Regions from separate parts of the Mus musculus genome. Here regions 1 and 2 are each linked to region 3. A link is a loop called in an ENCODE intact Hi-C map of the cell type or tissue named here. Cell type or tissue: left cerebral cortex. All regions are shown on one strand. Region 1 holds the start of Vstm4 (V-set and transmembrane domain containing 4). Region 2 has its middle 5.6 kb from the start of Fam170b. Region 3 overlaps Wdfy4 (WD repeat and FYVE domain containing 4).

The links. Peaks named below come from ENCODE experiments on the same cell type or tissue, not always from the same donor. Only the 100,000 strongest peaks of a DNase experiment are listed, where the experiment ranks them.
Region 1: it touches region 3 in a loop (2.0-fold over the local background); 7 of 42 quality-filtered maps call a loop at or near these places.
Region 2: it touches region 3 in a loop (2.2-fold over the local background); 5 of 42 quality-filtered maps call a loop at or near these places.

Annotation. Positions count from the first base shown.
Region 1 is chr14:32,852,807-32,860,806 of GRCm38, forward strand. Vstm4 (V-set and transmembrane domain containing 4) reads left to right here and starts at 3,950. Exons shown (of 8, transcript NM_178791.5): 1 at 3,950-4,160. The coding sequence starts at 4,106. In left cerebral cortex, no CTCF peak of the experiment used is centred here; DNase peaks (open chromatin) are centred at 4,038 and 4,412; H3K4me3 peaks cover 988 bases; H3K27ac peaks cover 574 bases.
Region 2 is chr14:32,824,398-32,832,397 of GRCm38, forward strand. No RefSeq gene overlaps it. Among named protein-coding and RNA genes, the nearest start is that of Fam170b, 5.6 kb to the right of the region's middle. In left cerebral cortex, a CTCF peak has its summit at 4,061; DNase peaks (open chromatin) are centred at 3,844 and 4,008; H3K27ac peaks cover 557 bases.
Region 3 is chr14:32,957,237-32,965,236 of GRCm38, forward strand. It overlaps Wdfy4 (WD repeat and FYVE domain containing 4), which reads right to left. Exons shown (of 59, transcript NM_001146022.2): 57 at 7,303-7,387; 58 at 3,506-3,617; 59 at 2,311-2,768. The coding sequence ends at 2,702. Among named protein-coding and RNA genes, the nearest start is that of Lrrc18, 30 kb to the right of the region's middle. In left cerebral cortex, a CTCF peak has its summit at 3,463 (motif pointing left); DNase peaks (open chromatin) are centred at 2,889 and 3,454.

The DNA of each region.
Region 1 (8,000 bases), 100 kb before region 3:
TGCTTCCCTATGTACCACAGTCTCAGGTTCCACGCGATTGGATTGGGGCAGGCGCTGTGTTCCACTCACCAGAGGTCTTAGGGTCCCGTGGGGAGTCCTGTGTGGGCCCTTGCGGGTGTTGGGCAAGACTCTGCTGGCAAGGTAGCCCGGGGGTCGAGTCTCGAGTCGAGCGGAAGGAAGGGCTCTGTCTTTTCTTGACGTCAACAACACGCTTCCTAAAACTGTGCTGATTCAAGTTACTGCTGCTGAAGCGGTTTAAGCAACACTCACATCGACACCCAACTTTAGAACTACAACTGCGAACCAGAAGATTCATACATTAAATACACATAATTATAATAACAAGATGCCCAAACTAACAACATTAATTTTATATGATGTTGTGTGGAACCAGCTTGCCCCTTAGGTGAGTTTAGGGGTGAATGCAGCTGAGGGTGATTCGTGGTTGGTTCTGGATAGTGAAGCTGTCATTCCCAGCAGAGAGCTGATGGCTTCCATGTACACAGCTCCATTGACCATCCTGCCTTCCTTCCTTCCTTCCTTTGACCTCTGTTGCTTCCATAAGGCTTTTGGTTTGGAACTGCTCCAAGCTGGTAGTCTTTCCTTCTGCATACAGATACTCAGAACTCTGTCTCGGCAAGTATGCACCACTGTGTCAGACGTGGTAAGATGTCTCAACTTTCTGTTTCCTAATTACTAGGAGGCTAACATGGGCACTTTCTGATAGCCACGTGCTCATCTTAGATGTATAAAAGCTTAGGTGATCTATTGTGTGAAAACATCTCTGAAACTGGAGGAGGATTGTGCATCAATGGCAACTTGTAATAACTGACCTGTGGAAATTGGCATGGTATCTTAGAAAACTATAGGATGCTTGTAACCAGCTATCAGTCAAATAAAGGTGAGAATATCTTAGTCAGTAAACATTTTGTGTGTATGTATGTGTGTGGCACTTATGTGTGAGTGTGTTTTGCATTTGTGTGGCACACACACATACATACAAACATATACATATATGAATGTGTGTATACACACACACACACACACACACACACACACACATGATATGAGTGGAGGCTCAACAGTGACATTATCTTCCTTAATCGTTCTCTCCATTGTATATTGAGGCTGGCCTTGTGTTGAACCTGAAGTTTTTCTTTTCTGCCAGTCTGGCTAGTTAGCTTGTTTCAGTGATTTCCTGTCTCTGCCCACCTTGCAGTAGGAATACAGATTACAGATGGGCTGCCACACCCTGCTGGCTTTTAGAGGGTTCTAGACATCAATATTCCAGCTCTCAGGCTTCTAGGAGAGGCCCCACTCCCTCTGAGCCATCTCACTAGCCCAAACATTTTATTTTTAAAGATGATATCTACTATTGTTAAGGCTGACCTTGAACTAATCTACTCAAGCAATCCTCCTGCCTCAGCCTCCCAAGTAGCTAGGACCACAGGCACTGGCCACTGCACTGGCCATAAACAAATGGTCATTTCTAGATTTTACTTCGAAACACAACAAAAGTTGCAGTTAAACGTTAAAGTCTGTATGCTGTTTACCTAGTGTCTCATCTCCTCGCCGGGCCCTTCTCTGCATGTCAGTCTCTCTACACACACTTTAGAGTACATGCTATAGATACTTATTTTATTTCAATTACTTGTTTATTTAAGAGTAGTCTGTCATGTCTCTTAACACCAGACCCCAAGTGCTAACATCAACACGTTGTTTTCAGAACCATATCCAGGGAGTACCACTCATGTAGCACACAGTAGCATAATAAAATTTTCAACACTGTCAGTAATCTCTTTCTCAGTAATATCTTTCTCGGCAATTATTTTAGGATCCACAATACCTGGGTCTTTTTAACTGCCTCTATTTTGTGCATCTCCTATTTCTTTTTGCTCAGTGGTGGTTTTATTCATTAAGAGTGCAAGGCTGGCCTGAGGTGCTTCATCTTGTATTTGAAAACTGATGGTCAGAGGCACATTTTCCCCTGGTCACTTATACAGGTGGCCTCTCACAGGTCTATATGATTTATTCTAACTCCCTTGCTCGAGATCCTTTTGATCTACGGTTCTCTTTTTTCTGCCTCCTAGGGACTGGACCAGATTGTTGTACCCAGCTAGCCTGCAGAGTCCCTGGCACCAAAGTAACACTTATTGCTATAGTTTGACTATAAAATGTCCCCCACAGGAAAGTGTTGAAACTTGGGTCCCAGCTGGTGGCTCTATTTTGACAGGTGATGGTAATGTTCTGGTCTGTGTATATGAATGCATGGGCACTCGCGCACGTGCACACACACACGTGCACACACACACGTGCACACACACACACACACACACACACACACACACACACACGCACGCACACGCGCACACACACATACACACACGCACGCACACTCGAGAGAGCATACAAAGAAAAAAAAACCCACGTGTCCATAGAAACCTGGACATGTTTTGGGTCCACTTTGAACCTCAGTTTATTCAACCTGGGGCCTCACAGAAGGAATCAAATATGTCACTGACTTATTCATGCCTGCAGAGTAGTTTCTGTGCTGTTTTATGGACGTCTTGGAAGGATGTTTGCATTCTTGGACTGTAGGACTCAGTTTGACCATAAACTCTGTCCCCCTGCTTTGTGTGTGTGCGTGTGTATGTGTATGTGTTTATTACTGATGGTGCAAGCACTGCACCATCACCACCCTTTGACCGGGAGGGATTCAAAGTAGAAAAGGTCTTGTTAAGTTGACTACACTAACAAACCTCCACCTTCTTTGTAGTTGGGATGACACTCATGTCGCCTTACTTCTTGCCCTGGTGCCTGACCCAGCAGCTCAGCTTCCGCAGGCCTGGCTTTCTGAGGAAGCTGCTGTTTCCATCCTGGCTTTCCTGGTGCTAAGTCCAGTCCCTAGGAAGCTGTGCTGCATGGAAGGCTCTCCCTGGGATCAGGTCCCAGAGGGCAAAGCCCACTGACATAACCAGAAAGAGTGGACAGTCCACCCTGAAGCTGCCCCGGAGTCGGTAGCCATTGGCTGGGTCAGTACCCCCTGGCAGGACCTCTCTTGCTTTGCTCCACCCCTCCCCATCTTCCTCAGGCCCTTGAAGTGGAAGGATGTGGGACTTCTGTTTCTCCTCTTCTGCCTCCTCTCTCTCTTCCTCTTCCCCTTGCTCCTCTTCCCACTCCTCCTCCTCCCACTTCCAAGGACCACTTTAAAAAAATGGATATTTTATTTATTTACATTTCAAATGTTATCCCCTTTCCAAGTTTCCCCTCCAGAAACCCCTATCCCACCCTCCCTCCCCCTTGCTCATCCACCTGCCCACCCCCAAGGACCACTTTTAACAAAGTTCTACTTGACTGGTGGTGTTTTCTGAACCCCCAACCCCCATCCTGGACACACACAAAGGAACCCCAAATAAAGCACAAAATGACTGCTGATGTTCACCACCAGGCATTGGGTGTCAAACTTTAGCCTGATTTGGTAAACAACGTAGCAAGGGTGGGACCATTTCTTTGCAGCAGAGCAACTGATGGAAGACTCAGAGGCACGTGGAGATGACAGACATTCTAGGCTCTCACCTGGAAAGTTGAACTCTTCTGTGGGAACCCTTTAACTTTCCAGGGATCCTCACCCAGCCCCCATCTCCTTCTCCAAGTTCAAGGCAGCAGTGGAAAGTTGTTTCTCAGCTGCTGTGAGCCTTCTCGATGGGAATGCCTGGTGTGTGTGCTGTCCAGGCTCAGGGTTTGTAGATGAACCCAGTACCTAAGTTTCTGGATCCTTCTTAGGAATAATTGGGTTTGGAACAAGGAGAGCTAAAGGTCTCCTGGACAACGTCCAACGTTACAACGTCCTCCTGGACGCCTTAGCTCTGTACAACGTGAATCTCCAGGGTCACCTCAGTTTTCTCATCTGAGACGTGGGCGTGGTGAAAGGGGACACCGTGGGCTGGCCCAGTTAGTGGATGGAGAGGCCGCTCCTCCAGCTCGGCGTAGACCCAGAGACCCAGCAGCGCTGGCCCGAACTGTGGCTGGAGGCCGAGGGGCGGGCCGGGCCCGGCGGGCGGCGGCGCTCTCCCGGGTCACAGCGCCGGGCGGAGGCGGCGGGAAGATGCGGCTGCGGCTCCTAGCGCTGGCGGCGGCCGTGCTGCTGGGTCCGGCCCCGGGTAAGCGCGGCGCGGCGGGCGGCTGCGCGGGAGGCCGGGGCTCGAGCGGGAGGGGAGGCCAGGGTTACATGGGGTCCTGGAGACTCACTCGTACCCCGCGATCCTGGCGGCGCAACGGCGGCGCCGACTCAGGTCTCCTCCGGTCCCTAGTCCTGCCCGTGTCCCGCGATGGGGACCTGCTCTCGGGACAGCTCCTGGTCCCTTCTGAGTCGCAGGCCGCGGAGCTCAGGGCGAAGCCAGCCCGATCAGAGCCCCAAGTCGGCGCCTTCTTTCTGTCTTTCGTAGTAGTCGAGACCCGCAGCTGCTGCCAGCACCAACTTTCCTTTAACTATCTTTGGAGACGCTCCGAAATGAGGTCAGGAGCGACCGGATCTTCCCAGCCTACTGGGCACTGAGGATTTACTAGTGAGTCTTCTGAGATGGTCAAATCTGGTTAGACAGGGTGTCATCCATCAGAATCCTTTCCCACAAACACACTTCTTTGGGGGCCACCTCTGTTGGCTTGCACAGTTTTATGGCTCCCACTTACAGCGGTTGAAGAACCTCTTTCGCTCCGTCCCCAGCAAAAGGTATATTAGTGACTCTCCCTTCCCAGGTGACTACCAGCAAGAGGTGTACACTATCTCATTTAATCACAGTGGTGTTTCAAAGTAAGAACATCAAGGTTTTATCAATCCAAATACTGCGTAAAACATTGGCTCAGTTTATCAGTCCACCAACCTCTAAGGACAGCGCAGTTTTAGCCCCATTTTAAAAACAAAGAACGAGAGGGACAGGTATGAAAATTTGAACCCTTTAGATTCCAACCTGGATGTACCCAGGGTCACCCTGTAGCTCCTGCTTATCATCCTTCACCTGGGTCTGTCATTCACTCCACCAGATGCTTCCCCTATGGCTCCTGACCTCCATCTGCAAGGGAAAGGCCAACATACTTCACGTATAAACCCACTCTCAGGGCCTGCACAGTCTTCGGCCTTCATTTAGGGGTAGAGTGGGAGCTTATTGGTCACCCAGTCCCACCATTCATCTCGCAGAAAAGAAAACTATCAGTTCAAGTACTTATTAAAAGCCAAGCTGTGGTTCAGAGCAGTGACTACCAGTCGTCTTTGAAGTCAGATCCCGTAGTTTTGAATTTCATCTCTGCTATGCGCTGTGTGAGCTTGAGCAAGTTGTTCAGCTTCTCTGGACCTCCATCTTGGCTGTAAAATGAGAATTAGCAGCTAATGAGGATACACTGGGGAGATACATCTAATTGCCTTAGAACTACATTTGGCCTGAAGTTCACTTGAGCGTGTTTCTTCCTCTGTCACAAAACAAGGCAGTATTTGCCCTGACCTGGAGGTAGTTATAGGTGATGACTCACAGTGGATAACTGGTGGGCTAGGTTTGGAGGCCTCCCTGCTTATTGCCCCTCCTCAGCAGCCCATGATGCTACAAAGCAGTGTGCTTCAGAGGTTTGCTGTCTGTCACTTAGAAGTCCCTGGATCCTAGAGACAGTGGAGGATGTCTTTAGGCAGTGGGGATGACAAGCCATAGTACCAAGCGCACCTTCATGGCCTGCTGACCGAGCTGGAGCCGCGCGCGTGGCCATTTCTGCATCCTGGGAGAAGGAAGTGTTTGCTTCCTGCAGCTGAGGCTGCTGCTGCTTCATGAGAAGACTCTGCACTCTGGGCCTCCATGGGTATCATCTCAGAGAGCTGTCTGTATTCTTCCTTTTCACGGCGTTACCAAATCCCAAAGCAGGGGCTAGACTGTGAATCTCGTTCCCAGGGACCCGAGGTTCATGGAGAAGCACAAACGGCAGTGTAACTTGTGGGACCCGTGAGAAACAGAAACATAGGGGATCTTCTTCAAAATATATAAAAATTTCATGAAATGATCAGTAAAGGCTAACGCCAGTGGGCATCGCAGGAGCCATCTGTGTGCCTGCAGCTCTTGCACGCATGGAGCCTACCCTGATCCAGGATAGTGTAGGCTCCCTTCCTGCTGCTCTTTCCACAGTTCACACATACAGACTTATACTATAGCTCACTTGCACTAGCCATGAACCACATCACTTCCTGTTCACCACTGTGGGTGAAGAAGCCCAGGCTCTGAGCGCCCCATTCCCAACAGAAGCAGATTTCCAGCCAGGCCATCACAGGACACCCACCCAGGCTCTCTACCCAGCCCCTCGGCCCTTCCTTTCTGTGCTCTTTTCCCCCTTCTGCTGTGTTCTTTCTTCCTCTTCTCTGGCCACTCAACAGGCCTGGGACCGTGTGACTCCCAGTTCTCAGCCCTCAAGGGATGCCTGGGGCTTTGGAACATCAGAGAACGTGCTTGTAGAAGGAATGGAACCACGGCTGCAGGAAGCTTGTCCTTCTGTTTGGATCAGTGCCATCCATTTCTGTATTGCCACCTTTCTTGTTTAAGAACTGGCCTTTGACTGGGGCGAGGAATCCTCTCTAGAGGACTATGTACAGGAAGGGGTTTCAGACTGGGCCACAATGGGATGTAGTACAAAAAAGGATACCCATCTTTTCAATTCTAGCCTGCACCTGGTTCTTCCTGCTGTGGGCCTCTGGATAGTGAGACCCTCTCTCTTGGAGGCTGCTGAAATTTGGCTTTACTAATTTCCAAGATAGCCTTCAGCTCATGACCATATTCTTAGGTCTCTGTAACCCCAAGACAAGGATCAAGGTCGTTTCAGGGCTGAATTTTTTTCTTTCTTGCTTGCTTTTTGTTTGTTTTGGTTCCAGGGTTTTTTAAAACCCTGCATGTTTCCTCCGTAGCTGGTAACTTTGCGGTTGTATTCTCCCTCCTTGTCCCAATCAGGAGCTGCCTCACTGGCCTCTTAGCTCCGTAAAGTCAATGGAGGCAGAAGACACAAAAGGGAAGCAGAAACCAGGAGTGCAGGGGTGTGGTGGAGCCCATTCCTCACCTTAGCTCTCTGCAGTCTATGCTCAGGAAACATGTCTTCTGCTTCAGGCTAATGTGTCAGTTTCTTAGGTCAGAGAGTGAGGGTCAGCCCTGCCTAGCTGCTACATTGTGTCAGCTGGAGGGGGGAGGGGTAAGTGACATCTGCCTGGGCCGTCCCTCATGCTGAGTCAGCATCCTCATGCTGAGTCAGCATGCACGCAGTGTGCTTTCCTGCCCACAGCTCTTGCATGCTTTGTCCGTCAGTCTGTCTGGCCGGTGCACCCACTTTCCATTGTCCTGCCTCCCATTGCTTCCCCTGGCCCCTTTCTGCTGAGCCACAGGGGACACAGTGATACAGTGGGAAAGAACTGTCAGCTTCTCTCCACAAAGATTGAAATAAGCACCTTAAACTCGGGGCTTATGCTTGTCAGGCCCCCTACCTGCACTTCCTCCCATCCTGGCTGGGTCTGAGCTGCAGGTGTCTGCACATAAACCAAGCCTCCATACCTATACACTTGGCATATGGAGCCGCCCGTTCCAGGGCTGGATGGTGCTGCCCATGGCCCCTGACTTGGACAGGGGATCCTACTTCTGAGAGCCTGTGACTTTCGGCAAAGCTTTTCTGACAGAGTGTGAGGTGCTTAGCCACGTCAGCTTCAACGTCTCCGTGTGTGTGTGTGTGTGTGTGTGTGTGTGTGTGTGTGTGTTTATGTGTGTGTGTGTGAGGATGGGTTGAAGGTGAAAGGTTGGAGTGCACTTTCATCAAGAGGGCTGTATGCGTTTGCCTACTTCCGTACCAAATGGCCTTGATAACAAACTTGTATTGATTGACAAGGGGGTGAAATCTGAGGTCAAGGTGACTTCGGAGTCTGGTTGTCCCAGGCCTCTCTCTGCTTGGCTGCTGTGGTATCTTCTTCAACTGCGTGACTCTGTGTTCCAAGC
Region 2 (8,000 bases), 130 kb before region 3:
AGCGAGTGGGGTCATGGAAGAGCACGTGGGGCCCAGGCTTCTGGGAAAACAGGCGAGCACTTCAGCTGTTGTCCAGAAATTCAGAGTTACTCATCTACCAGCGGGAAACATCAGCTCATTAAGAGTAATTTACAACACTGTCTAGCACAGTTATAGATAAATGCCAGGACATGGCTCTAGCATTTTAGGATGGAAACAGATTTCTCCACTTGTGCGAGGCTATGATCCAATAAAACACAGTGTGAATGGAAATGCCGTGAAGTCACAGGTGTGCTTAGTGCACCTAACATGACACACACCAGCTTAGTAACCCGTGGAGATTCAGAGGCGTGTACTCCCCTTGGCTGCTCAGCTTCAGAGACCCAGGCCAGGGGTTGCTTTTCACCATTGTGAAGTCACAGCAGTGTAAATCTAAACACCCAGGCTGGGCTGACAGTAGTGCCCAGTGTCCGGCTTCAGCACAGCCCTTTTGGAGACTCCATTGGTCAGGAGTGGGTGGGAGAGTGCCCTTGGGGGCAGGTGTCTGGGGGAGGAAAGGCAGGTGCTGGAAAGCCCCTGGCAGCAAGACAGTTTGCTGCGGTGCTCACAGGGACCTTTAGTGATGACGCCTGCTCCACGACTTAGCAGCTATAGGAGCTTGGAAAACAAGACACTGAGGGTCAGGGAGCGGGCAGGCAAGTGCATGTCCCCAGGGACTTACATATGTGTGCAAGGCCACATGCCCTATTTTCCTTTCTGTTGCTATGATAAAACACTTTTAGAAAGGGCAATCTAGGGAAGAAAAGGATTCTTTTAGCTCACACTCCCAGGTTATAATCCATCACTGCAGGAAGTCAATGCAAGATCTTGAAGCAGCTAGTCAAACTCCCAGCCAGAGAAAAGAGAACCGAACGCACGGTTGTGCCTCCTGCTACTCAGCCCACCATCTCCACTTTCACAGTCCAGGACCCAAACTCAGGGAGTGGTGCCACCCACATCCGATTCAGCAAGGGCCCACTGGGCATAGACGTGTGCTGCAGCTTTGCTGCCTTGTTGGGGTGAGGCTGAGGAGACGTCTAGGTGGGCTGTCCGTCCAGCAGCCAGATGAACCAACCCCCAAGGGTCTGAGCTCATCACACCCAACCTCTGAGGAGGTGAGCTCTGCAGTCTACACAGCTGGAGAGGCTGCTCCGGCCTCCAGAGCCTACTTGGCCACGCCCACCCTGGGCGTGGCTCTTCCTGCAGCCCAGCTGGCTTCCATCAGGCTTTTTCCCAGCCCCCAGCGGCATGTACTGTCTTCATTTGTCCTTGTTTATGTTTTCTGGTAAAGGCATGCCATCGCTTTCCCATAAGGCCTTATACTTTGCCTGTTCGGTTTTAACCCTTTGTAGTTGGGGCAGGTCTCCTCAGCCCAGCTCCATTAGCCGCACCTGTGAGCAGGGACACTGTCCTTGATCCCAGCGGGGCTGGGAGGTTCCTGTAGGAGGGGCTGGTGCAGAGCCTCAGGTAGACCAGGATCTCAAAAGAAGCTTTGCATGTCTTACTTATGAGCGGTACTTACTAATGAGTATCTTCCCTCCAATCTCATTAGCATTTAAATAAGGCAGAAGTAACTTATTGTTTATTTTCTTATGTAAACAAACATTTACAACACAGAACCATGGTTTAGGCTGAGGCATCTACACCAAGCAGAAAACAGAAACAACCAAAAGGAAATGCAGCTACTGATGAGAGTTCGGTCACCATCAGGGTCCCCAGCCTGAAGCTAAATTGTTCCCTGACCTGCCAAGACCAAGTCAGCCAAAATCCCAGCATTGCTGAGGTGGGGGATGCAAATGGAGTGCCATCCCCAGCTCAGGGACTAGCAGCAATCCCTGCTTGCTGGGAGAGGGAGAGTTGGTTTTCTTCAGGGACACAGCCACAGAGAGACACCCCATGCTCCAGTAGATGGTCCCACACCCATGCATACACTGGCAGCATTAAGTGGACTAGGTTGGGAAAGCAAGCAAGCAAGGCAGGAAGCAAGCACATGAAGTAGTTAGGGGGAAATATGGTGGGAGGCATAGTAGGAGAATTGCAGAATATGAGGTGGGTTTCACCAAAATACACCATATCAAAACACCATATGCATGTATGGAGTTCTCAAAGCATAACAAAAAGGAGTAAGTTCTTAAAAAGTGAGGCCCATGGGCAGCTGTTTCTCCTCCTGCCTCTTTACCATGTTAAGATGCGCTTATAACATCCTTACCAAATGGTAGCACTGTGAGGCTCAGATTCCAGGTATCAGACTCGTGAGTCAAATAAGCCTCTTTTGCTTATAAAGCGTCCTGCTTCAGGCATTTTGTTGTAGCAACACGAAAGGACTGAGTGCTATCTTTTCCCATGTGAACTAAGCTGAATTTCCACCGCCTCAGCAAGGGTTTAATGGTACCAGTTGGTGCAAGTGACTCAGGTAGGTTGGTGGGAGGAGCTGATCTGGTCGCTGCTGCTCATCCCTGTTGCTGTTGAGATGTGAGATCTCAGCAGCCTCAGTAGATGGGTCAGGTATAAACAGAGGCAAAGCTGGGGAAGCAGTGTCTTACAGTGAAGGGATTAAAAACGGCCACATTCTTGTGTTATGTGAACAAAGAATGTGCCAGGGTGATCAGACAAGTTGAGGGTCCAGCAGAAATATTGCTCTTGGAGTTGTTATCTATTGCTTCTCGTCATTTTTTTAAAAATAAATGACTTAGTAGACCCACATGGAAAAACTCAGTCACTCAGCAATGCAGCAGCAAGAGTTGGGCCTCAGCAAAGCAAGCGCAAGAAGAAGGCACAGAGGTTAGGTCTTGTCCTTCGGGTTTTGTAACAGGCTGCTCCTTGAACAGTTTGTCTTTAGATTTTGACCTTCACCTTTGAGCCCCTGAACAAACAGCCTAGGCTTTCTATGTCTAGGATAAGGGAGGGGCTGAGGCCTCAGGCACAAGAAGTCCAGCCAAAAGCCTGCCTCCCTCCTGGTCATTTAATGAGGCTGCTGTGTGCAGAAAAGTCTCCCTCTAACAGCTGGACTCCAGGAGCTGGCACCGGGAGGCTGACCACACCCTCTGTGTTCTTAGAGAGTCACACAGGAAGCTCTAGGATAGAACTGTGTCTTCCCTCTCAGCCAGGCCCCCAACTCCCAGGCTGCAACTGCTAAATTAACCGGAATGATCCCGTACTTGGACTTGACAGCCCCGAAGGCTGGCTTGGTTAACTTCCTTCCACGACCTCTCATGCACGGTGCTGTGCCCTTGGCTCACACCCATGGCAAATGGGTGGCTTTGCAGGAAAATGACCCAAAGGTATAAGTGCCCTAGCACCTCCAGCCATCAGAATCATGAGCCAAATCCTCGGCTTCAATAGTGCTTTCAAAGACCTGTGTGAAGACCAACCTATTCTCACACCATCTTCAGAGAGATGATGCAGATGCTTCATGGATGAGAGAGGGGGGGTCCCAGAACTCTATTCCATCTCCCAGCATAAAATCCCAAACCCCAGAAATGAAGCAGGGTGGAATGGGGCCTGACGAGATCAGCTCCCTCAGGTGTTAGCTCTGCTTGCTTTTTGAGGAGGGGACCCAGAAGATGTCACTGTTGGGGAGGTGTTTTTCCTTCCAGTGGGAAGAAAGGACCCTTCATCACCACTACACCTCTACACTGTGGTTTGGCCACAGAAGTCCCCCAAACACAGCCTGAGCACAGGCTGGCCATGCCAGGCTAGGCTAGGCTATTTCTGCCTCTGGCTGTGTGGGATGGGTGATCTGACACTCCCGTAGCCTATTTCATAGCACAAGCCTCACTGGAATTAGAAGCCAAGGCAAGGCAAGTGTGGCGTCTCTGCTTCCTGCACGGCTGTGGCTGCTTTGTTTCCTGTTTCCTTCTCTGTGGAAAAGAATGGAGGCAGGGAGGGGCAAAGTTTGGAAGAAAGGAGGCTTGGAAAATACTGCAGGCTTTCTGGACAAGGCTTATGGCTCATATGTGATGTGTGCAGAGCGTGTTGGCCAAGAGACGGCCAGAGCTCCAAGAAAATGCTGTGCTGGGCCTTTTGGGGTTTTGCACACCACCCCTGCTGGCTGCCTCAGAGAAGCAAGGAGGTTCCTGGCAACACCAAAGAACCAGCTGGAAAACGGTGGAGCTGAGGGGGTGGGGGAGAGGGATGGGCTGCAGAGGGCTGAGCAAAGCCCTTTTGGGTGTTCTCTGCTCAGTTTCTGCATGGAGTAAGTGGAAGGCCCTTCCCAAGGACAGAAACAGTCCAGAGGCCCTGTGAGGGCAAAGGGCAATCACATGCTAGTTGTAGGGTTTAAACAACACAGGAAGCAACCTCCCGCTCCACATTCTGACCACCTAGCAGAGCAGTCTTGCCTTTCATGCGCAGGGGATAGAAACCCCTCTGTAGTCCTTCCCATTGTGCCTCAACCTCCCTGTGAATAAGGAGTGTGAACAGTGCTGGGACCAGGGAGGATCTCAAAGGTCAAAGGTCCTATGGAGACTCTGGGAAGAGAGAGAATCTGACTAGGAAGTCTGAAAACCATTCTTTTGACTAGAAATTGGGCAGCTGAAGGCAAAGGCAGACATCTATCATGTCATCCAGTTGGTGGTTTGCTAGCTGAGGTTAATGGCGCTGACGTTGGTAAACAAAAAACTCACACAGCTGGGGTGGCAGAAGTTCTTTCAGCCTGTCCTGGAAAACCATGTGATCACTTGATTCTGAAATTGCCTAATAGGGCTAGGGATGCCCACTGTGAACCATCTCATTCAGACATTATCAAACACTACAGGAAAGATGAACATCCACTGAATCTGTGTAGCTGGGCAACAGACAGATTGTCCTCTAATGTGCGGCACAACAAATATGCCCTCTCTCTGAGGGTGGAGAATTCAGGCAGAGCACTACCTGGACCACTCCACAGCTGGGCACCAAGGTCTTCTGAAGACACCTTGACTCTTGAAGCTAGTGGATGACAGAGATCCACAGAGGCTGGTGCCTGGGGTATGTCTATCTGGCCTTCCCATGTGGTCTGAATGCTCTTGAATCATGGCGGATAACTGGAACGGAGACTGGTGAGGGTGGAGAGAATCCAGTCACCTTTGCTAGCCTAGCACTGGCAGCTGGGAAGCACCTGTCCTCCACACTGGACTTTGAGACAATTACAGAATCTGCCCTGGCCCAGGATGCAGGACCCTGTCACACTATGCAAGAAGAGCATGGGAGGGGACATGAAACTGATGTGACTTCTGTGGTACTTGGAATGAAAACATTTCCTGTAGTCTCATGTATTCCAACACTTGGCCCCAGTTGGTAGGGCTCTTCTGGGGAGATGATGGAACCTTTGGGTGCTGTTTTAGGGTTTCTAGTGCTCTGATAAACACCATGACCATAAGTAGCTTGGGGAGGAGCGTTCATTTTGCTTACACTTCCACATCACAGTCCATCATAAAGGCACATTAGGGCAAGAACTCAGGGCCTGGACCTAGAGGTAGGAATTGAAGTAGGGACCATGGAGAAACACTGCCTATTAGCTTGCTCCTTGTCATGGTTTGTATATGTTTGGCCCAGAGAGTGGTACTATTTGGAGGTGTGGCCTTGTTGGAGTAGATGTGTCACTGTGGGCATGGGCTTAAGAAACTCCTCTTAGCTTCCTGGAAGTCAGACTTCCACTAGCAGCCTTTAGATGAAGATGTAAAACTCTCAGCTCTTCCTGCACCATGGCTGCCTAGATGCTGCTACGCTTCTGCTTGATGACAATGGACTGAACCTCTGAACCTGTAAGCCATCCCCAAATAAATGTTTCCCTGTATAAGACTTGCATTGGTCATGGTGTCTGTTCAAAGCAGTAAAACCCTAACCAAGACACTCCTCATGGTTTAATTATCCTGCTTTGTTATACAACTCAGGACCATGTCCAGGGATAATACTGCCCTCTGTGGGATGGTCCCTGCCACATCTCTAGTCTGTCATCAATCAAGACAACACCCCACAGACTTGCTTACAGGCCCATCTTATGGAGGAATTTTCTCACTTGTGGTTTTCTTTTTTCCTCACCAAGTTGATAGAAACCTATCCAACAAAGAGGTGGAGCCTCATTGGAGGAAGAGAGTAGGCCTGAGACACTTACAGCATTGGTCTATTTGCTGTTCTCCATCTTTGTTTCCCAGTGTGCATGAAAATGTGATCAGCCAGCTATACCTGTTGTCACATCTCCAGCTTCTATGGACTCTGACACTCTGGAATGATACACCAGAACCTGTTCTTTCTTCTCATGCTTTTGGTCATGCTGTTTTATCATAGCAACAGAAAAGTCAGCTAGTGCACCATCTGAGGGAAAGTCAGTCTCCCATGATTCAACTTAATTATTCGTTTCTGAGGAGGGCTGCTCATGCCTGGGTATGCTGTTCTCAAATTCTCTTTGGGCCTTTATAGATGTTTGATGCAGGATCTATTTGGGACTTTTATGGAGAGGGGCACACAAATAGTTTCTATACTGGTGAGGTCATCACCACATTTGATTGTTAGTGCATGCAGTGCTCACTATTGAATGGTGTTATATAGTTTGGTTGCATTGCATTTTCTTTGACCATTTCTTTCTTTTGGTGACTATCTGACTGTTTCCTGTTTTTTCTACCACTAGTCACAGCTGCAATCAGTGTTTCTCCGTGTGTGCCATTTTATATAATGCTGGCGTGTTTCCTTCCCAGGACAGAGATGATGGTGACATGTGCAGTATGGAGCATGCCCACTGACATCCATGGAGTGCTGGATGGCTACATAAGTTTCTCTGTTAAGAGGGCTGTGTGGAAGTCATTCGCTAGTCTTCACCAGCACTTGCTATCATCAGTCTTTCTCACTTTTGCCTCATTTATAAGTGGAGACTGTGATGCAGCAAACAAGTGAGCTTTTCAGGTGCAGTTCCCTTATGATGGCTACAAGGAATGGCTTCTCAGACATCTCTCAGCTATCTAATTCTGGAGGGAAATGCATATTAATTTCCTTTACTTCTTTGTTTCATTTCACTAAGACAGAGAAATGCAAGTACAAATGAAAACTTTGGGTTTTTTGTTTGTTTGTTTGTTTTCTTTTTCATGTTTTGTTGTTTTGTTTTTGAGACTGGATCTCACAGTGTATGCCAGGATAGTCTTCAATTCAAGATTTGACCAATCTCTCTCCAGGGTGGAGACTCTAGGTAGTACCACCTCGCACTGTGAATGGTAAGTGAGATTTGATAACACACTGACACAACAAAGACCCGGAAAGGAGCCATCCAGATGGCTCGGTGGATAAAGGGTCCTTCGGCTCGGTGGATAAAGGCAACTGGTACCAAGTCTGACAAGCTGCATCTAATCCCCAGGCCCCACCAGGTAGAAGGAGAGAGCTGGTTTCTCTAAGTTATCCTCCGACTTCCACACACATCATGCCACACGTGTGCCCCTTTCCATGCTCCCCACTTGCAATAAACAAAGAAAACATAATACAAATTTAAAGTGAAAAGACTCTTAGTGCTTGCATGGAAGGATACCATTTAGTAAAGCCACCCTAAAATTGCATAGAAGTTATTTTATTGCCACATTTATTGTTAAAATATAACCTAGAGCTATAAGAAAATATTCTAGTTGTCTCACGTGAGGTGGGATCAGCGTTCATCTTTTTATACTACTGAATACAACTGTTCAAGGTCATTTACTGGCTGAGTATTCTTTTCCCCAAGACTATTGTCATTTTCTCTATCCACATTTTGTGCTGGTATCCTTGGTTTTTTATTTTATTTTATTTTATTTTATTTTATTTTATTTTATTTTATTTACAAGGTATGCCTTTGTATGTATCTGGAAAGAAAGGTCACACAGTTTCTTCTTCCAGCTGTGAACAATGGTTCTCTATTGCTGCAGGTATGACTTCCCAAGGCTCAGTAGAACTCCCTGGTAAAGGTCTTTGTGTAGTGGTTTTACCTTCTGGGTGGAGTATTGCCAGATAGATGTTTGCCTGGATGATGTTAGGGTTGTTTTGGG
Region 3 (8,000 bases):
CCTGCTCAGACCTCGGCAAGGCAGCAGGGATCTGGATAATTGTCTCTCCTTGTCCCCAGTAGCTGATGCTCCTGCTTTGACAGACTTCAGTTGTGGCTGTGATACCAAATCAGCTCTCTCTCTCTCATCCTCCCCAGGCATCTGCCCTGTCTCCCCTCCATCAGACCAGGGTGCCTAGTACCATGTGACTGAATGACTGAGGTCACTTAGGTCAGCAAGAACCTCCTGCTAAAGCTGCCACAAATGCCTGGCCTTAGCCTCTACTGGATCAGGGCCTCTCGACCTCACCCCAGCTCTGCTCTGTCTTCTCTAGTCCCCCACCTCACCCCAGGATGATCTACTGCCGATGCCTCAGGAGTCTGCAACCCAGACTCATCTTCCAGGGTTCAGGGACATCTGTGTCCTCCTCTGGATCAGTATGAAGCAGTTTTCCTCCTGCAGGTAACATGCATCCAAGACCCCATTGCCAGGTGCCACCAAATCTTCCCAGATCCACAGCAGTGGCCAGTTCTCCCATCTTGTCCCATTCTCCTCCACAGTACCCTATCTTCCTGCAGCTCCTCCCCATCCTCACAGTACCTCCATCAATTCCATGGTATCCATCTTTCCCTGGCCACATTCTATCCTGCACACATGACACCCCCACACAGTTCTCCTCTAACTTCCTCCACACATGGAGGGTGTTTGTTTGGACTCCAGCTTGTCACTCCTGGGACCATCAGCTCTGAGCTCTGCCACACAATCCTTGCCTAGCTGACTCTTGGGGAGCTGCTCCCTAAGGAGGGCCATCTCTGATCCTTGCTCTCACTCACACTGCCCTTCATCAGCCTCCAGCCCCTGGATAAAGGCAATAGCTTCCACTTTGGTCCATTGGCTCTTCTTTCCTGCAGCCTGACACGCCCAGAGCCTTCGCAAGGGATACTGATGGATTAGTATCCATTAGAACTGGTGTCATTCTAAGAAGATAGTAGGGTCCAGACAGGCAGAGGGAAGGCCACACAAGGATGCAGGATACAGGAGAAAGTGCCTTCTACAAGTCAGAGAGGCCCAGAAGGAAATGAACCTGTCTGCACCCTGGCTTTTGACTTCTAGCCCCCAGAATTATGAAATCATTTCTGTCACTTAAACTACCCAGCATGGGGTACTTTTACACCCCTGAGCTAACTGCAGCTAGAAGGTCGCCTGTGCCTACTCTATAGTATGGGATATCGTTTCTTATCACCTCGAGTCTCCCTTGTTTGCATCGACACCTTAGCCCTAAGACTCTAGCATGAAGACCCAAGCTTGTCTCCTCTTGTAGTTCAGACCCAGCAGGAGCAGGTTGAGGCTAGGCTGGCAAATCCCAGAACTATTTGATAGGGGGTGAATAGAAGCTAAAACTCTTACAGAATGAGTGGACTGAAGGCAGACTTTTGGCCAGCATACCTTTCGACTCTGTATAAATGCTAAAGATTGTGTTTTGAAAAATGCCTGCAGGCCCAGCCCTGATATTTATGGCATGCCTCTTGGCCTTCCTAAGGAGCAGTATTCTCTGCTGTTATATTTATAGCCCTCCGTGCAGACCCAGCCGGACAAGGGATTGCAAATGGACTGTCTGCTAATAGTGCATGCAGATGATGTGGGAAGTGGCATGATCCTTGATCCCAGGGTCAGACGAGAGCCCTTCCCATCCGGGGAGGCTGTCCTGGACCAAGGAATAGGCCCCTCCCCCAGCTTCCTCTATGCTGAACCCTAGAAGTTTACAGATACATCAGGATGGCCGGCCGTGCTCTTTTGCTGTTTCCGTGTCCACACACTGCTGCTCCTTCCTTAATATTTATCTTTAGGTCGACTTACTACTCCTTAATGGTGGGATGACTCAGAGCCATCAGACACCAAGTTCATTTTCCTACCACCCCTAAGCCCGGAGGACAGACAGCCACCAGAGCCTCTCCGGGCTTAGAGAAACATGAGGTGCCATACCCCTACTTGGGCCCTATGGGGGAAATGTCAGGAAAAGGACTGAGGAAGGCTGAGGGATTTACTCAATCCCTATTTCTCCAAGATGAGCAACGGCTCAAATCAGCATGAGGGGCACAGTGAAAAGACGGACAAGATGACCAAGACAGGGCCTGACTGGAAACCGCTACCTGCTTTTGTTGAGGTAAAGTTGAGGGAGGGATGCCCAGGCCTGGTGTATTGTTCTACCTGACACTCCTGCCAGGTGGCAGTCACATGTATGGCCTGTGGTGAGCAACAGTCTGCCCGGCAACTCCTCTCACTCCCAGGAGCCTTGCTGACGTGTAAGAATTCAGATGAAACCAGACAAGGTAACGCTCAAGCAGCCTTCCATTAGGAAAATGGAGTTTTAATAAAATAAAGACAGTGGGGTGGTTTCCATGAACCAATACCCACCCCCTCTTCTTTTCCCAGTGCAATAAGCCTTGGTGAAGTGAGCCACGTAGAAATTTCCCATGCAGCGTCAGTTTCCAGCATCAGTGTCTACCAAGATCCTTCTTACAGAAGTCCCATAGACTACAGACATGTTTAGGGTACACGGTGCAAACCATCAGGGACTCCTTGAGAACTGTGTGGAGTGGAGCCCCCCCAAAACTTGCTCTGGTTAAGCAGCCCAGGCTACACATCATCTTGTGCCTGTAGCCTGTTGCTGCCGACCCCAGGGCTCCAGGCTTTCAGGTCGGTCCCTCCAGCTCCTTGTCTCCTACCCATCAGCAGACCAGCAGAAGATTCGCCCCTTCTCATCGCCAACCAAGAGCTTGCTCTGGTTCCTTGGGAAGATCAAGAAAAGGTAAGAGTGCTGGAGGCCACTGCATCAGAGCCACACACCCCAGCCAGCACTCGGGAAATCACAGGATGCATCCCCAGCCCAGGCAGAGCAATCAGCATGAGCTCCAGGGAAGAGCATAGGCCCATGCTTCTCCTGCTGCCCCGCCCCCACACCACCCCATGTAGGCCAGCCTGGCATCCAGAACACTGTGCACTTCCTACACCAGGCACTGCAGAAGGCTACTGCAGGCCAGGGAGTGAAGAAAGAGTGGAAAGTCAGTTGCTCTTGGGACTGCAACCCCTTGGAAGAATTAGCTGGATCACCATGACAGCTAAAATAATAGCCCAGGGTCAACTTTGAGACTACTCTGCATTGGCTAAGAGACTTCATAAGGCATTCCCCCTGCCCCCCCCCCCCATGTACCACGGTCATCCTGAGCATGTTAGCATCACTAGTGGGATTCAGGACAAAAGGACCTCTTTAAGACAAACCTACAAATTATAGTTCTCTACCATTTGCGTCTCTTTGTGAATCTATGCATACTCGTGACATAGGGATCAAGAAGAGCACATGGGGATTAGCAACAAGATGGGCCTGCCTGGGTCCCTGTAGTGATGTGATCTCCCTGGGTCTGATCATTGAGAACCCAGCTGGAAATGTTGGGACTTGGCTAGGTTGGCTGTAGCGCCCTCTGCTGGAGTCCTGGAGAAAGTTCCTCGGCTCATGGGCTGCTCTTACCTAGTGATGGCCAGAGCTGTCACAGCAGGACTTGCCTTGCTGGGCTTGCCACTCAGAGCAACACTGACATCCAGCTCTCGGCTCAGGGCAAGATTCTTGGCCCACTTGTGACCTGTGGAAAGTGTGAGAGAGGAAAGTTAGAGCATTGGCGGCTGCATGCACAAAGCCTGTGCACCCAATACGTAGGACCACACAGATACAAACATTTATATTTGTGGTCAGCAACTTGTTAAATTGAGGGGGAAAATATATTTAATCTTGGCCTGTGCTGTTGCAAAAAAGGGCCGTCCCAATTTAATTTGCAGGCTGTGATAGTTACATGTGCTGACGTGCCGTGGTATCCATTGTGTACCAAATTGGATTTGTGTATTATTGCTTTCTAAATTGCATGCCTAGTTCAGCAAAATTGTTCATCAGTGTTTACTGGCTTTATGCTTAATAAGATGCCCCACAATACCTTGCTGCCAGGGTGTAATGCTGCCTGTAATTGCCTAGTAAAAATAAATTACATAAAGTCTGCATTATCAACTTAGCTAAATCCTCTCACACCCAACCAATAATTAAATGCTGAGAGAATTTTCTCAAAAAAAAAATATAACTCAATGATTGTTACCTCACTCATTCTAATGACTGCATTTAGAGACAGACAGTCATTCCTTCGATGTGAAGGGTGAGATGGAGAGACAGCAAGTGGGCATGGCCCAGTGAGAGCACTTCATCATCTCGGGACCTGACTGCTGTTGTATCCCCGCCCCAGCCTTGCTGAAATGGCCTCCTCTGGGTGGGGAAGACCCAGTGCAACAGGGAACACATAGGATCTGAGTCAAGAGTGCTGTCCATGGATGGAGACAGACACTTGGAAATCCTAGCACAAGTCCTAACACCACTCCCTTCCTAAGTCGGAGACTAGGGGCCGTTTTCCCAAGCAACCGTGCTCCGGTGGGCTAGTTCTTCCCACAGATGATGAATAAATGAGTTCCAGGCAGAAATTAGATTACAGCTGCCCACAATGCATATCCTCGGTATGTTTACAGATCTCCTTCCTTGCCCCTGGAGACATTGAGGGTGTGCAATAACATACACACCAATAGGACACATATGCAAATATTCACATGACACATGTAATTCTGATCCCTTTCCAACAAAACGGTTTTGAGCATTGTGACGAGGGCATCAGGCTTCCTTAGAGCCCTCCAGTGGGTTACGTTCATAAATCTGCTCTAAGATTCGTTGACTTTAACAGAGATTCTATCAGATTTTTTTTTAACTATTTGTGCACTACTTTGTCTTTTAATCCTATCGGTGACCCCAATCCGGAAAGCCTACTTGCTGTCGATTCTGCAGGGCAGCAGTGACCTCAGGTCAGAACAGACAGCAGAGGAAGGATGAGGGTCCTGAGACTTCCTGTCAGCTAGAAACGATCTTGTAATTTCCCTAACGTCAACATCGCTGTGTTCACAAAGGAGAATTTTTTTTTTGGAATCCGAGGAATGAATTCTGTGGAGTGGATTCTTATCTGTCCGTCGTTTCTCGATGCCCTGTATTCTACAAGATTGGAATCACAGGGAATATTCTTAGCTAGCAGAAAAGAAACAGGACCACAGCAGCTGTGGAATGGAGTTGGGTCTACAGCCTGGTCCCCTTCCAGTTCTTCAGACCACGTGACTACTTCTGTTTGAGCCAAACAGAAGCTGGGGGCCCATTGTCCCCGTGCTGAGAGTCTGTGAGCTGGGATGAGTTCATACTTTAGGAATATGAAGGGGGCAGGTGATCTTGAGACTAAGATGACATTCAGTGTCACATCTGTGACTTGTTTCACAAATAGTCAAGGGAAAAGGATTCCTGAGCTGGCTCCTCCCATGGGACAGAAACAGGATTGAGGGTATGTGATTGCTGCTCTCAAAAGAAGTGTCCAGTTCCAGCACACATAGCTATGTGCTCTCTCTCACACTCATCATGAGATGACTCCTCATGGCCTCAAGCACCGGAGGGACCAGGACACTGAGCTGAACACAGTTCTTGGTCTTTTGATGTTTATGCTCTGACTCAACCCAGATTATGACAAATTCCTAGAAGTGCTAAAGGAAGGGATTTTGGGTATCAGTTGAATGTAGGACACAGTGGAGCCCCAGCAAGTTCTGTCTGTTTTCTCGGGAGAACTCACAATGAATGTCTGCATGAATCAGGGAGGCACAAAAAATGCAACAGAGGTAAACTAATTGAAAATGACCACCATGCCCAAAGTATCCCCCTGAGGTTGGAAAAAGTCCCCTCCTGTGGGCAGTAACAGGAACTCTTGGCAGATTTGGGGACTCTCCAAATATAGTAAAGCACTTCTTCCTTCATGGGTCAACAAGAGAGACAGCTTGGTGCTGGACCATAATCTTCTGAAGTTGGGGCTGAGCAGGAAGGATGTTTGCAGTGAAGACAGGGATGGTGGAAGGGATAACTGAGTAGCTAGAGGTGCAGTGGTGTCGTTTTGATGATGAGGGCTTTGCCTGCCTTTGTAGCAGAGGGGCTGGTGAGGGCGACTGTGTGATCCTGTTTGAAGTCAGCATCACCACCGCTGCTTTAGTGGCAGAAGTGGACATGGTGGCAATCTTTGGATGACTTTGGGCAAGTTACTGAGCCTCTCTGTGCCTTGGTTTCCTTATCTCTAAGTTGGGCACCTTGCTATAATCTCCTGTTCAGCACTGCAGTCAGAAAGGAGAGGACACATGGAAGGGTTTTTGGCAGAGTGTCTCATGCTTTAGGACATTGTCCCCCTGTGATAGCCTTGGTGGTGGAGACGGCAGATGGGTTTTGCACTTCAGTCTCACCTGTCACATGAGAAGAGGGTTCTGCCATAGAATAGTGCTCTCTTGTTTTTTGTGCATATCACCTGGGAATGTGTGTGACACATCCAGCCCAGGAACTCTGAGCTTTTTCAGTTGGTTGGTCTGAGTCCCAGGGCAGGAAAGAACATTTATACTAAGCCTCTGGCTGAACTGAAATGAGGCATAATGAGGGCTATTGGGGCATCTGAGGCATGATAGGTCTGCCTCCTCCTCACTGGGCGTATGGCACCTTTCTTCTGCTTACAGGTTGGCTGTCTAGATAATTAACCAGCAGTACTCAGGTGCTGGGTTGTGGCTTCCAGGACCATCAGAGAACATCAAAGGAGAACATGTGGATATATATACCCACTAAGCCCTGGGGCCCCTGACACCCACCATATCCTAGTCCACTGGTCCAATAGAGACTGCAGAGTCCAGCAGAGGACTCAACAGAGCTTCACATACTGCTTCCTAGTACCCCCAGTCCTTGCAGGACACAAACTATTCTCTGATGCCCCCCCCCCCACCCCGTCATGGCCTGGATCTGAAATGTCTCTCCTAGGCTCATGCGGAGAATGCTCTGACTCCAGCCCATGGGACCGTTTTGAAAGCACTAAAGAGGTGGGGACTGTTTGGAAGAAACGTGTTGTCTGTCAGTGTCACACCCAGCACCAGTCCTGGTCTCTCTCCTCCGCTGCATGGGAACACTGCCATTTCACATTCCAATGCCACAAATGCCACCATGCTTTACCCCCCAGTGAGAATGCCTGAAACCATGAGCTCAAATAAACCTTTCTGTCCCGGAGTTGTTTCTGCCAAGCAGGTATGGTATCACAAAAATCAAAAGTAATGTGTGTAGTCCTCGAGCTTGGCAGCACTTCCCTGCACTCTGATGCACCATGTGGGGCTGCAGCCCTGGTGCCGAGGCAGGGGGAGAGGCGTACAGGAGGGCAACATGAGTCAAGATCTCCAAGCAGGTACCTCTGGGGCTTAGGGGCTCCGTGGAGGGCTCCTCCATCACTGCCTGCCTGGGAACAGGCATCTTCACGTCCTCTGTCTTCCAAATCTGCCCAGAAAGGAGAGCACGTGTGTCATGGCCTGGTAGAATTATACTATCTTCAGGGTCAGGGTTGCCTGTCTCTGTTCCCTCGCACCTGGGGGACCCTGGCAGATGGGGATAGGCCCTGATCACTCATTTGTGAATGGTGTCATCGGGATGTGGGGTGTTTAGGTTTCAGCTTCCCAGGAGGTGCTTCAGCCCGTAAGGGTTGCGGTTTGCATAGCTTCACTTTTAAATAGATCTCCTCCTCCTTTCTGCAACCCTATATCATCAATTCCACATGTCTGGAGGCACATGCACCCATGAGTAAGCATGCGGAGGTCAGAGGTCAATTTCCGGTGTCTAACTTTCACTCTTATCCTATGGTTTGAAACAGGAGCCCTCGCCAAAGCACTTACCGTTTCAGCTAGACTTGGCTAGTTAAGCAAGCGCCTGTCACCACCGCCTAATACCTGGACTTCACACAAATCACTTTTTTTTAGACCTAGCTCCCGGGGGCTGGGAGGTTCCAGTTCAATCACTATGCTGAATGAATGAAGGCTGAGTCCATAGTTATTCCTACACATGCTTGAGCAGGCTCAGGGAAGTCGTGTCCACGTGGCTCAATCACCCCAGCTGC